Linked DNA regions of Homo sapiens: region 1 is linked to region 2. The links are chromatin contacts, found by Hi-C or POLR2A ChIA-PET in ENCODE. All regions are on one chromosome and are shown on one strand. The core of a region is the stretch at or near the end of the contact, and the rest is flanking DNA. Distances in the headings are between cores, read along the strand shown.

Region 1 (6,148 bases), core at 2,037-4,536, 170 kb before region 2:
AGCTCATTTTTAGAAGGTTGTAAAGTCTCATGTCCTGTGAAGAGAAAATAGGGGGAGGAAGGGAGAACACAACAAACAAAAGAACAATCCTGGAAAATCAAGATACAGGCCAGAGTATTCCGAAGTTCACACATCAGCAGATAGGTATGAAAGTGGCTTACGTCTGTAAATATGTAATTATTTTTTTCTGAGGTTTAAGTTGTCTAGCTCCAGTTTGCAGGGCTTTATAAAAGCACAACTTAGTTTTCAGTGATTCCAAATTAGGGAAAATGGGGGGAAAAGAAGGAAAAAATTTAAAATATTATTTTGGAGACTTGTAGCCAAGAAAAATTAGAATTCAGTCCAAACTATAGAAAATAATAAAAATTGAAAAACATTAGGCAAGACTAGAATGCAACAACAGGTGTACTATAGTTTTTGAAGCATAATCTTTCTCCAGTTTCCCATTTTTACTAAAGATGAATCATGGTAAGGGAGGAGACCACCCCTCATATTGTCTTATGCCTAATTTCTGCCTCCAAAGAAAGAAGATGTAAAAACTAAAAGGCAGAAATGAAATCCACAAGCAGGTAGCCTGGTGCCACACCCTGGGCCTGGTAGTTAAAGATCGACTCCTGACCTAATAGGTTATTTGCATAAAAAAGGCACTGTGAAGATCCCTGTCCTATTCTGTTCTGTTCTAATTACTGGTGTATGCAACCCCCAGTCATGTACCCCCTGCTTGCTCAATCCATCACGACCCTCTCACATGGACCCCCTTAGAGTTGTGAGCCCTTAAAAGGGACAAGAATCGCTCACTCGGGGAGCTCAGCTCTTGAGACAGGGGTCTTGCCCATGCTCCCGGCCGAATAAACCCCTTCCTTCTTTAACTCGGTGTCTGAGGGGTTTTTGTCTGCAGCTCTTCCTGCTACAATGGTATGACTGGTTTGCTTTATCATACTTGGCCTAATTTTTTGCATACAGTGCAGCAAGAATCTTCAACTAGTAAATGAAGTGAGTATTGCAAAGACAGCACCCCACCCTCATGGTGACATTTAGTCTTAGGCCAAAGTCAACATCTTATACAGTAGGAGTGGAGAGTGTCAACTCATGAATAATCTGGTTAAGAGGTTAAGGGTTTGTAAGAAAGATAGTTGGCATTTACAAAATATTTCATCCAACAAAAACAGGAAACACATTCTTCTCAAACTCACACAGAACATTCACCAAGACATATTATGTTCTGGGCTAGAAAACACACTTTAACAAATTTCAACAGAGATATGTTATGCAAAGCATGCCCTTTACTACAATGGAATTAAAAAAGAAACCCACAAAAGAAAGATAGCTGGAAAATTCCAAAATATATGGAGATTAAAGAACACACCTCTAAATAACACATGGGGCAAGGAAGAAGTCTCAAGAGAAATTTTAAAATATTTTGGGCCAGGCTCAGTGGCTTACGCCTATAATCCTAGCACTTTGGGAGGCTGAGGCAGATGGATCGCTTGAGCCCAGGAGTTCGAGACCAGACTGGGCCACATGCAGAAACCCCATCTCTACAAAAAATACAAAAATTAGCCAGGCATGGTGGCATGTACCTGTAGTCCCAGCTACTTGGGAGGCTGAGGTGGGAGGATCACCTGAGCCCAGGAGGTCAAGGCTGCAGTGAGCTAAGATTGTGCCACTGCACCCCAGCCTGGGCAACAGAGTGAGACCCTGTCTCAACAAAATAAATAAATATATTTTGAATTAAATTAAAATGAAAAAACAGCCTATCAAAAAGTGTGGGATGTAGTGAAAGTAGTGTTTAGAGGGAAAGTTATAGCATTGAATGCATATATTAGGAGAAGAAAGATCTAACTCAGAGAGGGATGAACAGGTGAGGCATAGGGGATTTTAAGGTAGTGAAACTCTTGCAGGGCAGGGGAGCCCCAAAACTGGGACACCGTCCGGGAAGGCTCTTGGCTTCGTCCAGGAAGGAATTCAAGGGTGAGCTAGAGGAGGAAGAAAAAGGTTTATTGAGGCAGCAGGGTTACAGTTCTGTGACTGTCCCTGCAGAGCAGGGCCACCCCATAGGCAGTGCCTGGAGAGCAGCAGCTCAGGGCACTTCTATAGTCACATTCATACCCACTTTTAAATACGTGCAAATTAAGGGCAGGTTATTCAGAAATTTCTAGAAGAAGGGTGGTAACTGGGTCATTGCCAGGGAATGAGTAAACTGTTCATGGTGCTGGTGCTCATGCCAGCCAGTCTTCAATCTGGCCCTGAGTCAAGCCCCACCTCCTATCTCAAAACTATTCTGCATGGTGCTGTAATGGTGGATACATGACATGTTATGTTTGGCAAAATCCATAGAACTGTAGGACACAAGAGTGAACCTTAATGTAAACCTTAATGTAAATGGACTTTTGTTAATTATGATGTATTAATATCAATTCATCAATTGTAACAAATGTATCACAGTACTGTTAATAATAGAGGAACTTATTGGCAGGAGAGAGAGCTTATGGAACTCTCTGCACATTCAGCTCAATATTTCTGTAAGCCTAAAACTGCTGTGAGAAATAAAATCCAACCTGGGCAACATAGCAAGACCTTGTCTCTACAAAAAATAAAAAATGAGCTGGGTGCAGTAACGCATGCCTGTAGTCCCAGGTATTCAGGAGGCTGGGGCAGGAGGATCCCTTGAACCCAGGAAGTTGAGGTTGCACGAGTCATGATCATGCCCCTGCACTCCAGCCTGGATAACAAAGCAAGATCCTGTCTCCAAAAAATAATAAAATAAAATAAAAATCTACTAATTGAAAGGGAAAAAAGCATAGTATAATACCATTCTTAACAAAAAGAAAAGAGACCTGTGTTTGTGTGTGTGTTAACATTTGAAAAAAATCTGGAAAGCTCTATATCAAAACGTTTATAGAGGCAATTTTGTAGTGTTAGAATCATAGATGATCTTTCCACTTCCTGGTTTTTCTGACTTTTTTTCTTTTTGCAGTGGGCATGTATTGCTGGAAAATACCACAGACAACTGTGAAAGGATTTCATCAACAACAAAAAAAAGATAAAGAAGGAAACACAAAATCTGTTAAATAAGATTTATGTTGGCTGGAGGTTAAAATGCATTTCCAGAGCAGAGTTCAGAGAAAGGCTGGGCTGCTTGTTGCTGGCTAAAGGACAAAGGGTAAGTTTCAGGAAGCAGAAGAGTGAGCAGATGAAATTCAGCACTGGGATCAGGGGAGTGTCTGATTTGCAAAAGGAAAGTGCAAAGACAGCTCCTCCCTTCTGAGGAAACGAAACCAACAGCAGTCCAAGCTCAGTCAGCAGAAGAGATAAAAGCAAACAGGTCTGGGAGGCAGTTCTGTTGCCACTCTCTCTCCTGTCAATGATGGATCTCAGAAATACCCCAGCCAAATCTCTGGACAAGTTCATTGAAGACTATCTCTTGCCAGACACGTGTTTCCGCATGCAAATCAACCATGCCATTGACATCATCTGTGGGTTCCTGAAGGAAAGGTGCTTCCGAGGTAGCTCCTACCCTGTGTGTGTGTCCAAGGTGGTAAAGGTGAGTCCAGGCCTGCCTGGCCAGGGGAGGGGTGGCTGAATGTGCAAGAGTTGAGATTGAGAATGAGAGAGAGAGAGAGAGAGAAGCAAAAACCTAGAACCCAGGGTGCAAATGTGAGTACAGAGAGCTGAGATCTTCTGGGATGGTGGTTTCTTATTTATCCACACAGCATGTTAAAATAGATTCTGGGGTGAAATCCTACATCCCTATTATTAACAAGTGACCCTCCCCCCTACTTCCCGCTGAAGTTTATGAACCACTGTCCTGGGCGATGCCCATTTCAGAAATAGGGAACTGAATCCCAGCTCTGGTAAACAGTTTGCTAATTCGTGGCCAGGCTAGGGGCTCACCATTTCTGCAGTGAAGAATCATATGTTTTGAAAGCAAATAGCACCTGCTGGCTGCAAGACCTTGAGCAAGTCACTTAACTACTCTGTGTTCCAATTTCCTCAGCCATAATCCCCAATACTGTTGCAGTCTTGCCAGTGCACCTTAATGTAGCAGCTTCTCACTGAATTAGTACCCAAGGTTCTTTGTCCTGCATCCAAGAAAATTAAGGAACATGGACACAAACGTGAGCTTGGAGCAAAAGTTCAGTAAGCAAAAGAAGAAAGCTGTCTCCACTGTGGAGAGGGAAGTCTGAGTGGATTGCCAGATTGCAGCTGAATGCAAAAAACTTTTATAAGAAACCACTCTCCTCCCTGTAACTGTTTGAGAAACTTTTTATCAGTAAAGCTGTGCAACTTCCCTTACCTTATGCAGCTGTGGGTATATCTCTAGGCAAGCATAAAGCGCTGCTTCTCTTGTATGTATAACTGTGGATTTGTTTTAGGTAAGTCCCACTCCCTGCGCCAGTTTCAGGCAGGCCGCTCCTCCAGGGCCCAGCCTTGACCATTTACCTAACTGATTTTTCCTCTACTTTCCCTCAATACCTCATAGGGCCGTGTAGATTAAGTAAAATAGTAAGTGTGAACCACCCAGCATAAGCTAGTCCTGGGCATCGTAAAGGACAATGGGAAAAGAACACAGATCCTGGAAGAAGGCCCCCAGGTTTGAATTGTATTTGCCACCTACTAGCTGGGTGATGGGGCTGATATATTATCTCACTGAGCATCCATTTTCCCATCTGTAAAATGGGAACTAATGATAATGGCATCCAAATCATAGCATCATTGTGAGCATTATAGGAGTTTAAGACATGCAATGCCTTCAGAACAGTGGCTAGTGCTCCATAATGTTAGTGATTGCTCCTGTCATTTTATTTAGGGAGGTTTGCCTCACTAAGCATCAATTATTATTTTTGTCGTCTTTTTCAGGGTGGCTCCTCAGGCAAGGGCACCACCCTCAGAGGCCGATCTGACGCTGACCTGGTTGTCTTCCTCAGTCCTCTCACCACTTTTCAGGATCAGTTAAATCGCCGGGGAGAGTTCATCCAGGAAATTAGGAGACAGCTGGAAGCCTGTCAAAGAGAGAGAGCATTTTCCGTGAAGTTTGAGGTCCAGGCTCCACGCTGGGGCAACCCCCGTGCGCTCAGCTTCGTACTGAGTTCGCTCCAGCTCGGGGAGGGGGTGGAGTTCGATGTGCTGCCTGCCTTTGATGCCCTGGGTGAGAGCTCCCAGCTTCTTTTTCTCCCTCTTCCCATTTCTGAGCAGAAATCTCCCACAGTTTGAGAGCTTTTTGCCCCAACAGGGCATCTCTCTAAAGCAGGGTGGGAGGAGATCTTAGGATCTGTCCCGGGGCAAGAATGAATACGGTCATGATCTATCACAGGAGAGACATTAAACAGCAAATTGGCATAATGTGGGGACAAAGACATTTCTTACAGAACATCTGCAAGGCTTACTGGTTCTGTTTAAGGCAAAATGTGTGAATTTTATCTTTCTAAAATCAGGCAGCAAAGATGTGGCTTAAAGTTCATGTTACTCTCATCTTTGTCCCAACATGAGATCTCATCAAACGTATGCAGCACGTTGGGAGATAGATATTTATAATTTGCAGGAACATTTGGACAGGAAGTGTAACCTCTCAGAGGCTCCCTTGCCACATCAGGAGAATTGGTAAAACCACACTACCTGTATCATATCATTATTTTAAGTGATAAATGATCATCTACATTCAGCTCTGATGAGTAATAGGTGTTCAAAAATAGGAACTTCCAGCCAAGTGTGGTGGCTCATGCTTGTAATTCCAACACTTTTGGAGGCTGAGGCAGGAGGGTCGCTTGAGCCCAGGAGTTCAAGACCAGCCTGGGCAGCAAAGTGAAACCTCATCTCTACTAAAAATTTTAAAACATTAGCCAAGTGTGGTGGTACATGCCTGTGGTCGCAGTTATTCAGGACGCTGAGACTGAACGATCACATGAGGCCAGCCAAGGATTCGAGGTGTCAGTGAGCCACGAATGTACCACTGCACTCCATCCTAGGCACAGAGCAAGAGCAAGACCCTGTCTCAATCAATCAGTCAATCAGTCAAAACTATGAATTTCCCAGCTGTATATGAAGGCACCTCAAAACACCACAGTGAACTCACAGAGGGACACGGAATAGTTTAGATTTTAATTTTTTGAGGGAAATGCGATGACATCTGTCACACACCGCACAAACG
Region 2 (7,011 bases), core at 4,492-6,991:
CAGCCCAGCCGGTGCCCCCAGCCAGACTTCCACGTCTTCTTAGGGAGCCTCAGTCTCCCCATCTGTCCGATGGGGCTAATATTAGCACACACACCCCTGGGGCTGCTGTGAGGACTGGGAGATGATGTGTGTGAGCCCCTAGCACAGTTGCTGGCACTGCGGAGCATTCGGTAAGGTGTTGGGTGCCGCTGTTGTCCTTGTTGTAGGAGACAGGTGAGCAGCCATGCAGATGCCAGCTAAGGGGCTATTCCAGAAGGTCACATAGCAATCCAGGGTTGGAACCTCAGCCATGTCACTTACTTACCATGCAACCGCTGTGCCTCAGTTTCCTCCCCCAGAACATGGGCTCATGAGACTAAGTCAGAGGGAACAGCAAATGAAGCAAGGTGGCCTTGTGTAGGCTCCAGCTGGACCACTCACAGATGGCATCCGGTGTGCTCCTAACTGCTCCGTGCCTCTGTTTTCTCGCCTCTAAAATGGGGCAATAACACCCCCACCTCCTAGGGGTGCTAAACACACTCTTTCGCTTGAATGAGCTAAACACAGCCTGGGGCAGAAAAGTGTGCTCTCTGAGTGTGGATGGCTGTTAGTATTATGACTTCTGGGTTGGTGAAGGATTCAGTGAAGTCTCTGACTGGGGCCCAGCCACTGCCCAACCCCCGGTCACAGGCCTCAGCCTGTGGTGGGACTCCCCCAGCCTGACAGGATGTCCCATGACCGCCTCCCACGTGCCCCCTTCCCGTCAGGGTCTGGGTGCCCCCAAACTGAGATCACTTCCCTCCGGGAAGCCACCCCCAAAGGGAGGGGTTCCCTGCTGGGCCTTGAAGCTGGCCCAGCCCAGAGAGGAACCGTTTAGAGGCTGAGGGACCAGCAGGAGGAAGGCTCGGGGGCTCAGAACCCTCCCCCTTCTCCATGGAGTCAGCTGCTTCTTAAGGCCAAGAGGTGGGGGCTGAGGCACCCACATACCCACCTCTAGGCAGTGGGTTCAGATCGGGACCATGCTCTAGGGCAGAAACCTCACACGGCTAAACAACGGAAAGTAAAGCTGAAGTAGTGAGCTCTCCATCGCTGGAAGTATCCTAGGCTGTGCTACCACTTGGTGAGGTTGAACCCCATGGAACCAGTCCAACCTGGGCCTGCCTTTACTCCACGAGTGTGGCATCATTCCCAGCCCTCTGCTCTCACCCTCCCAAGAGTTCACCTCTCCGGGCCTCAGTTTCCTCATCTGTAAAATGGAAATAGTCCTGGTCCCTCCCTGGAAGCAATGGTGTGAGGATGGAATGAGTGAGTGCAAGGAGAGTGCTGAGTGCAGCATGTGCCATACAGTAGGTGCTCAATAAATGCTAGCCTTGGTTTCCCTGATTCTCCATGATGGTCTCAGCCTCCAGGTTTCCAGCTTCCCTTTCTTTTCATCTCTCAAGCTCGTTCTATCTCTGACTCCAGCTCTCTTGGTATCTGCCTCAGTTTCCCATGTTGGCCTTGGCCTGTCTCTGACAGTCTCTTTGATCATGTATGTCTCTCTCTGTCTCTCTCCATCCTGCTGTCACCCTGTCTCTGCCCCAGGCATGAAGCAGTCACTGGCAGCTGTGGCTGTGGCCGCCCCCACACCCGGTCTCAGGGGCCCAGCTTGTGCAGTCCTCCAGCTGACACTGACCAAAGCCCCTTTCTCCAGTTCAGCTGGAAGAAGCCTGGAATTTTTCTGCCAAACATTTTTAAGCAACTAGGGAGGAGAGAGAAGGGGAAGACAACAAAGGCAGAGACACAAAAACAGGCCGAGGCAGAGGCACGGAGCCCATGTTTGTCACAGGCCCCTAACTGCCTGGGGGACGCAGACCCTGTGGCCAGCACAGCAGGGTGCCCTGAAGGCCAGAGTGGGGTGTGGTCTGCTCTGGGCCACCAGCCTGAGGCCCAGCCTCTTTCCCAGGCTGAAGAAACTCCAGCCCCTTCTTAGACCCATTGTTCTGGCTGAAAATCTAGGCCATGGCCACTGCGGAGGAGAAGGAGCATTTCCACCACTGCTCCCTTAGAAATCTTGAGATCGAAGTCCAGGCAGGTCACCAAGGAACCAGCTGCCCACCCCCTCGGCCTGGTCCATGGCCAGCCTGGGCCGGAGAGGCGGACGGATGGGCAGGCGGGCAGCGGCGGGCGCTGCGGGGTGCAGGGCCCAGCGGGGAGGACAGCAGCTGCCCTAATTACTCCTGCTCTCCAGGTTCCAATCTTGTTTCAAAAGGACTCCAGGGACACAGCCTTTAATAACTACCAGTAAACAGGCAGGAAAATCGATACCTGGTAAATAGAGCCCTGGAGAGAGGGAGGCCTGGGCTAGCTGGCCCTGACGGGCTCCCAGAGTCCTTTGCTGCAGAGCTGGCCAACGCTGATGTTGAGAATCCTCCTCCTGGCCTGAGGGTCCTCCCCAGGGACCCCTCGAAGCTTGGCCTCCACCCTGGGGGCTGCTTGCTCTCCAATCTCCACTCCCTCTCCATCAAGCCCAGATTTTCCTCTTTCCCACTCCTCCAAGTGCCAAGTAGGTTGCCCGTCTCGCTTGCAGATGTCTTCTTTGCACCAGGCTTTGTGCCTGGTGCTCCAAACATAGTTGCATATCTGACCTAGTAGTCTTTGTCCTCCCAAAAGTGATCTACCAATGAGGATGACTAAGAACAAAAACAAATAATGACAGTGTGAGGACAGACATGCAATAAAAGACTGCTGCGTTTGCCAACTATAGCAACAGAACAGAGAAGCCCATGTTGGAGGAGATGAGCACATGGAGGGCTTTGCTGGATGAATAGGAGTTTGCCAAGTGAACAAGGGCTGGGGGAGGATGAATGTGGGTAACATATGTAATATCAGCCATTGTAGCTGTATTCATTGAGTGCTTACTAAATGCTAAGTGTTCTGCTAAGCACCTTTGCCTATACGTTATCTCATTTTGTTTCCCCAGTAATTCTTTGGGGTAGATATTAATACCCCCATTTTATAGATAAGGGCACTGAGGCTATGTGTGGTACCAGCCAGGATTTGCACAAGACCTGAGAGATTTTCTTTTTTTTTTTTTTTTTTTTTTTTTGAGACAGAGTCTTGCTTTGTCGCCCAGGCTGGAGTGCAATGGTGTGATCTCAGCTCACTGCAACCTCTGCCTCCTGGGTTCAAGCGATTCTCATGCCTTAGCCTCCTGAGTAACTGGGATTACAGGCACGTACCACCACGCCTGGCTAATGTTTGTATTTTTTAGTAGAGATCGGGGGTTTCACCATGTGGGCCAGGCTGGTCCCGAATTCCTGACCTCAGATGATCCACCCGCCTCAGCTTCCCAAAGTGTTGGGATTACAGGCATGAGCCACTGCACCTGGCTCGACCCGAGAGACTTCTGAGTTGCTTGAATCACTTCACTCTGCACCTCCTATCCCGGCCCCTCCCCTGCCGAGCTCAGGATTTGGCACACAGGGGAAGTTAAATAAGGCGGGTTCCCATTGCTTCCCTTCCTATCCTGCACATTTTTCAGGTAATACACTGCCTTCACCTCACCAGGAGCTGAATGGTGGTACTTCAGGCACATCAGCCTTGAAGATCAGTCATCACAACCCCTCATTTTGCAGGTGGGGAAACTGAGGCCCTGAGAGGGGAAGACCAGCACACAAGAGCAGGTGGGAGCAGGATCCAGGGTTTTCTCTCTAACTCACCTCCTCCCGGGCCTACTGTGGAGGAAGCCCCATCACCAGGGAAGAAATCAATCTGCACACACTCAATTAAAATGATAAATCAGGCATCAGAGTGAGGCTGCCCCAGAGATGCAGGGGAAGTTTTTGTCTGATTGGCTGGAACATGGTAGGTGCCCAGGGACCTTATTTCCTGGGGCTGGGCTGCCAGTCCAACCTCTCCACCTCTTCAACCCCGCCCCTTTCATATCAATAGCCATAGCTCCGTGCCTCGATTTCTCCAGCTATTGGGGCCTGTCCAGTTGGCAGGGCACAAGGCTAGTCTGTAGCCCTTGTGATTCTAACAGAGGAGAGGGCAGAGGACAAGCTCTTTCAGCCCTGAGTAGGGACACACCAGTGTGGAACAGTCTGAGTTCCCCTATCTGGTTGCAGATCCCTGGGCCAGGCACCCGAGGAAGATGCCAATTAACAATGGAAATGCCTTCCAGGTTTTGAGGTCCTACTGTGTGCAGGTACTGTGCCAGGTGCTGGGAGTACAGCAGTGAGCAAAGCAGACAAGATCCCTGACTTTGCAGCTGACAGCCTAGAGTGAGGATACGCAGCATAAAGAATGCATGCAGATTAATACATCATGTCACAGCCTGGCGCAGTGGCTCACACCTGTAATCCCAGCACTTTGGGAGGCTGAGGCAGGTGGATCACCTGAGGTCAGGAGTTCGAGACCAGCCTGGCCAACATGGTGAAATCCCGTCTCTACGAAAAATACAAAAAAAATCAGCTGGGTGACACATACCTGTAATGCCAGCTACTTGGGAGTCTGAGGCAGGAGAATCGTTTGAACCTGGGAGGCAGAGGTTGCAGTGAGCCGAGATCACGCCACTGCACTCCAGGCTGGGTGACAGAGAAAGACTCTCTCTCATATATATATATAGTCAGTCAGGTAATGCCAAGTGCCAGGGAGGAAAATAAAGCAAGCTCAGAGGACAGCAATAGGAGGGCTGCACTTTTAGATGTTTGAACACACACCTGTAAGAAAGAAGGGAGGAAATGATGAGAACATCTGGGAATGGTGAGGTCATATTCCAGGCAGAGGGAACAGCCAGTGAGAAGGCCCTGAGGCTGGACAGTGCCTGGTGTATTTGAGGAACAGCAAGGAGGCCAGGGTGGCTGGAATGGAGTGAGTGATAAGGGGGAGGTAGACAATGCCAGAGGAGGACAGGGCCCCACAATGTGTGATTTCGTTGTAGGTCATGGCAAGGACTTTGGCTTTTACTCCAAGTGAGCGGAAGCCAGGAAGGATTTTGAGCAGAGGAAAGATGTGATCTGACTTGCATTGAGCAGGATCCCTCTGGCTGCGGTATGGGAAATGGATTACAGAGGCCAGTCATGAGTCTACTGCAATGGTCCAGGCAGGAGAGATAACATGGCGGGGACTGGGTGGTGTGAGTGCAGTGGGGAGCAGTGGTCAGATGTGGATGTGTTTGAAGGTGGAGATGACTGGATTTACTGACAGATTGGAGGTGGGATATGAGGTAGAAGTCAAGGATGAGACCAAGATTTGGGGGTCCAAGGAAGAGCATCCGGAAGCGCAGGAGCTGCCAGGAATTGCTATGTGAAGACTTCAGGAGGAGCAGGTTTGGGGCAGGGGAGAGCAGAGCTGAGTTCAAGGTGCCTGTTAAACCTCTCCAGGGAAGGGTCATGAACCTGGCTCCCAGGGGAGAAGACGGGGCCAAAGATGGCAGATTTTGGAATCATCAGAGTAGACACGGTATTTATCTCAATTGATCCTCTCAGCAACCCCACAAGCAACTGTTGCTACAGCTGGCAAACGCAGCAGTCTTCTATTGCATGTCTGCTTATGCCCATTTTCAACATGAGAAAACTGGGGCCCAGAGATGCTGAGTTGCCTACGCACAGTCACAGAGCTGGAAAGTCAGAAAGTCAGGACTTGAAGTGAGGGCTGTCTGCCTCCCAGCCCTGGGGTCCCACCCAGACCCTCTGCAGCTGTTCTCACTCACTCCTCCCCCAAATACTGTGTGAGAGGGAAGGGCTGGGTCATGGATGATCACCCCTCTTTTTGAGATGGGGCCACTAAGGCCTGAGGAGGCTTAAGGGACTTTCCCGCAGTTGAGGGGAAGTCAAGTGTGCAGCCTTTCTGCAGGTGTGCCAAATGAACCCAGCAAAAGACTCACTTCATCAGCCCCAAGACACAGAGCAGGCTAAAGGCTCTGAGAAGTCCTGCGGCCTGGACCTTGGGTTATCTCTGGTTAGCCCAGAGTTTCCCGTGGAGCCTTGCTGTCAGGGGAGCACGCAGAGCTTTGGCAAACATGAAGCTGTGGTTTGGAGTAAAGCCTCAGTGCCCTCCTTTATGAAAGGGGGCCCACCTGGCAGTCAGCAGTTGTTTGTTGAAGGAAGTAACAAATGAAACAAACAGATGAATGAAAGTAACAAATAAGCAAATGAAGGAATGGACGAATGCAGGGATGAGCACAAAGTGTGAATGAATTAAAAAAAAAAGAATCCATTTGTGACCTAATGAATTTATTCATTCATTCAACAAATATCGCTCGAGCACCTGCTGTGTGCAGGTGCTGGGGATATAGCAGTAAATAAAACAAAATCCCTGACCTTGTGGCTATTACATTCTAGCGAGGGGGGGACAGACAGAAACCAAGATAAATGGGTAGAATGTGAAGTATATCTGAGGGAGAAAATGGAGCGGGGAAGGAGAGAGGGGAAAGTACGTGGGGGGTGCACATTTTTAAATAGGATGATGGTAAATGAAGGAATGTCTGAATGCCTGAATACGGGAGTGGGCTGAAGATGGAGAATACATAAAGGTATCAATTTAAAAAAAGCATAAGGGGCCCAGGGGCGGTGGCTCACACCTGTAATCCCAGCACTTTGGGAGGCTGAGGTGGGTGGATCACCTGAGGTCAGGAGTTCGAGACCAGCCTGGCCAACATGGCAAAACCCCATCTCTACTAAAAATACAAAAATTAGCCCAGCAAGGTGGTGCATGCCTGTAGTCCCAGCTACTCAGGAGGCTGAGGCAGGAGAATCGCTTGAACCTGGAGGCGGAGATTGCATTGAGCCTAGATTGTGCCACTGTATTCCAGCCTGGGCGACAGAGCAATACTCTGCCTGGAAAAAAAAAAAAAAAAAAAGTGGGGCCGGTCATGGTGGCTCACACCTGTCATCTCAGCACTTTGGGAGGCCAAGGCGGTTGGATTGCTTGAGCCGAAGAGTTTGAGACTTAGCCTGGGCAACATAGGGAGACCCCTGTCTCTAAATAAATAAATAAAATAAAATAACATAATGGATGACTGCAGGCACGAATGAATGACCTAAGGAA

Evidence for each region. A loop is a pair of places that touch in the nucleus more often than their neighbours do. ChIA-PET counts read pairs that join two places held with the same protein, here RNA polymerase II (POLR2A). Pooled maps may share reads with other maps.
Region 1: a map of B cell shows a loop between it and region 2 (11-fold over the local background). The contact joins the promoter of OAS1 here to the enhancer-like site in region 2. A Hi-C loop is called at or near these places in 1 of 168 maps with a recorded cell type or tissue (B cell), 16 of 37 single-sample maps with no recorded cell type and 8 of 50 pooled maps. POLR2A ChIA-PET finds 5 or more read pairs at or near these places in 6 of 52 experiments (B cell, CD4-positive, alpha-beta memory T cell, SK-N-SH and 3 more).

What each region holds. Positions count from the first base shown.
Region 1 is chr12:112,903,676-112,909,823 of GRCh38, forward strand. OAS1 (2'-5'-oligoadenylate synthetase 1) reads left to right here and starts at 3,287. Exons shown (of 6, transcript NM_016816.4): 1 at 3,287-3,544; 2 at 4,861-5,149. The coding sequence starts at 3,365. RefSeq lists an enhancer at 3,128-3,567.
Region 2 is chr12:113,069,655-113,076,665 of GRCh38, forward strand. The region is part of intron 2 of DTX1 (deltex E3 ubiquitin ligase 1); the gene reads left to right. Among named protein-coding and RNA genes, the nearest start is that of DTX1, 16 kb to the left of the region's middle. Within about 2 kb of position 5,742, at least 5 of the 41 ENCODE cell types and tissues checked have a DNase peak (open chromatin) inside an H3K27ac peak, as active enhancers do; they include B cell, where a contact is called at or near this core.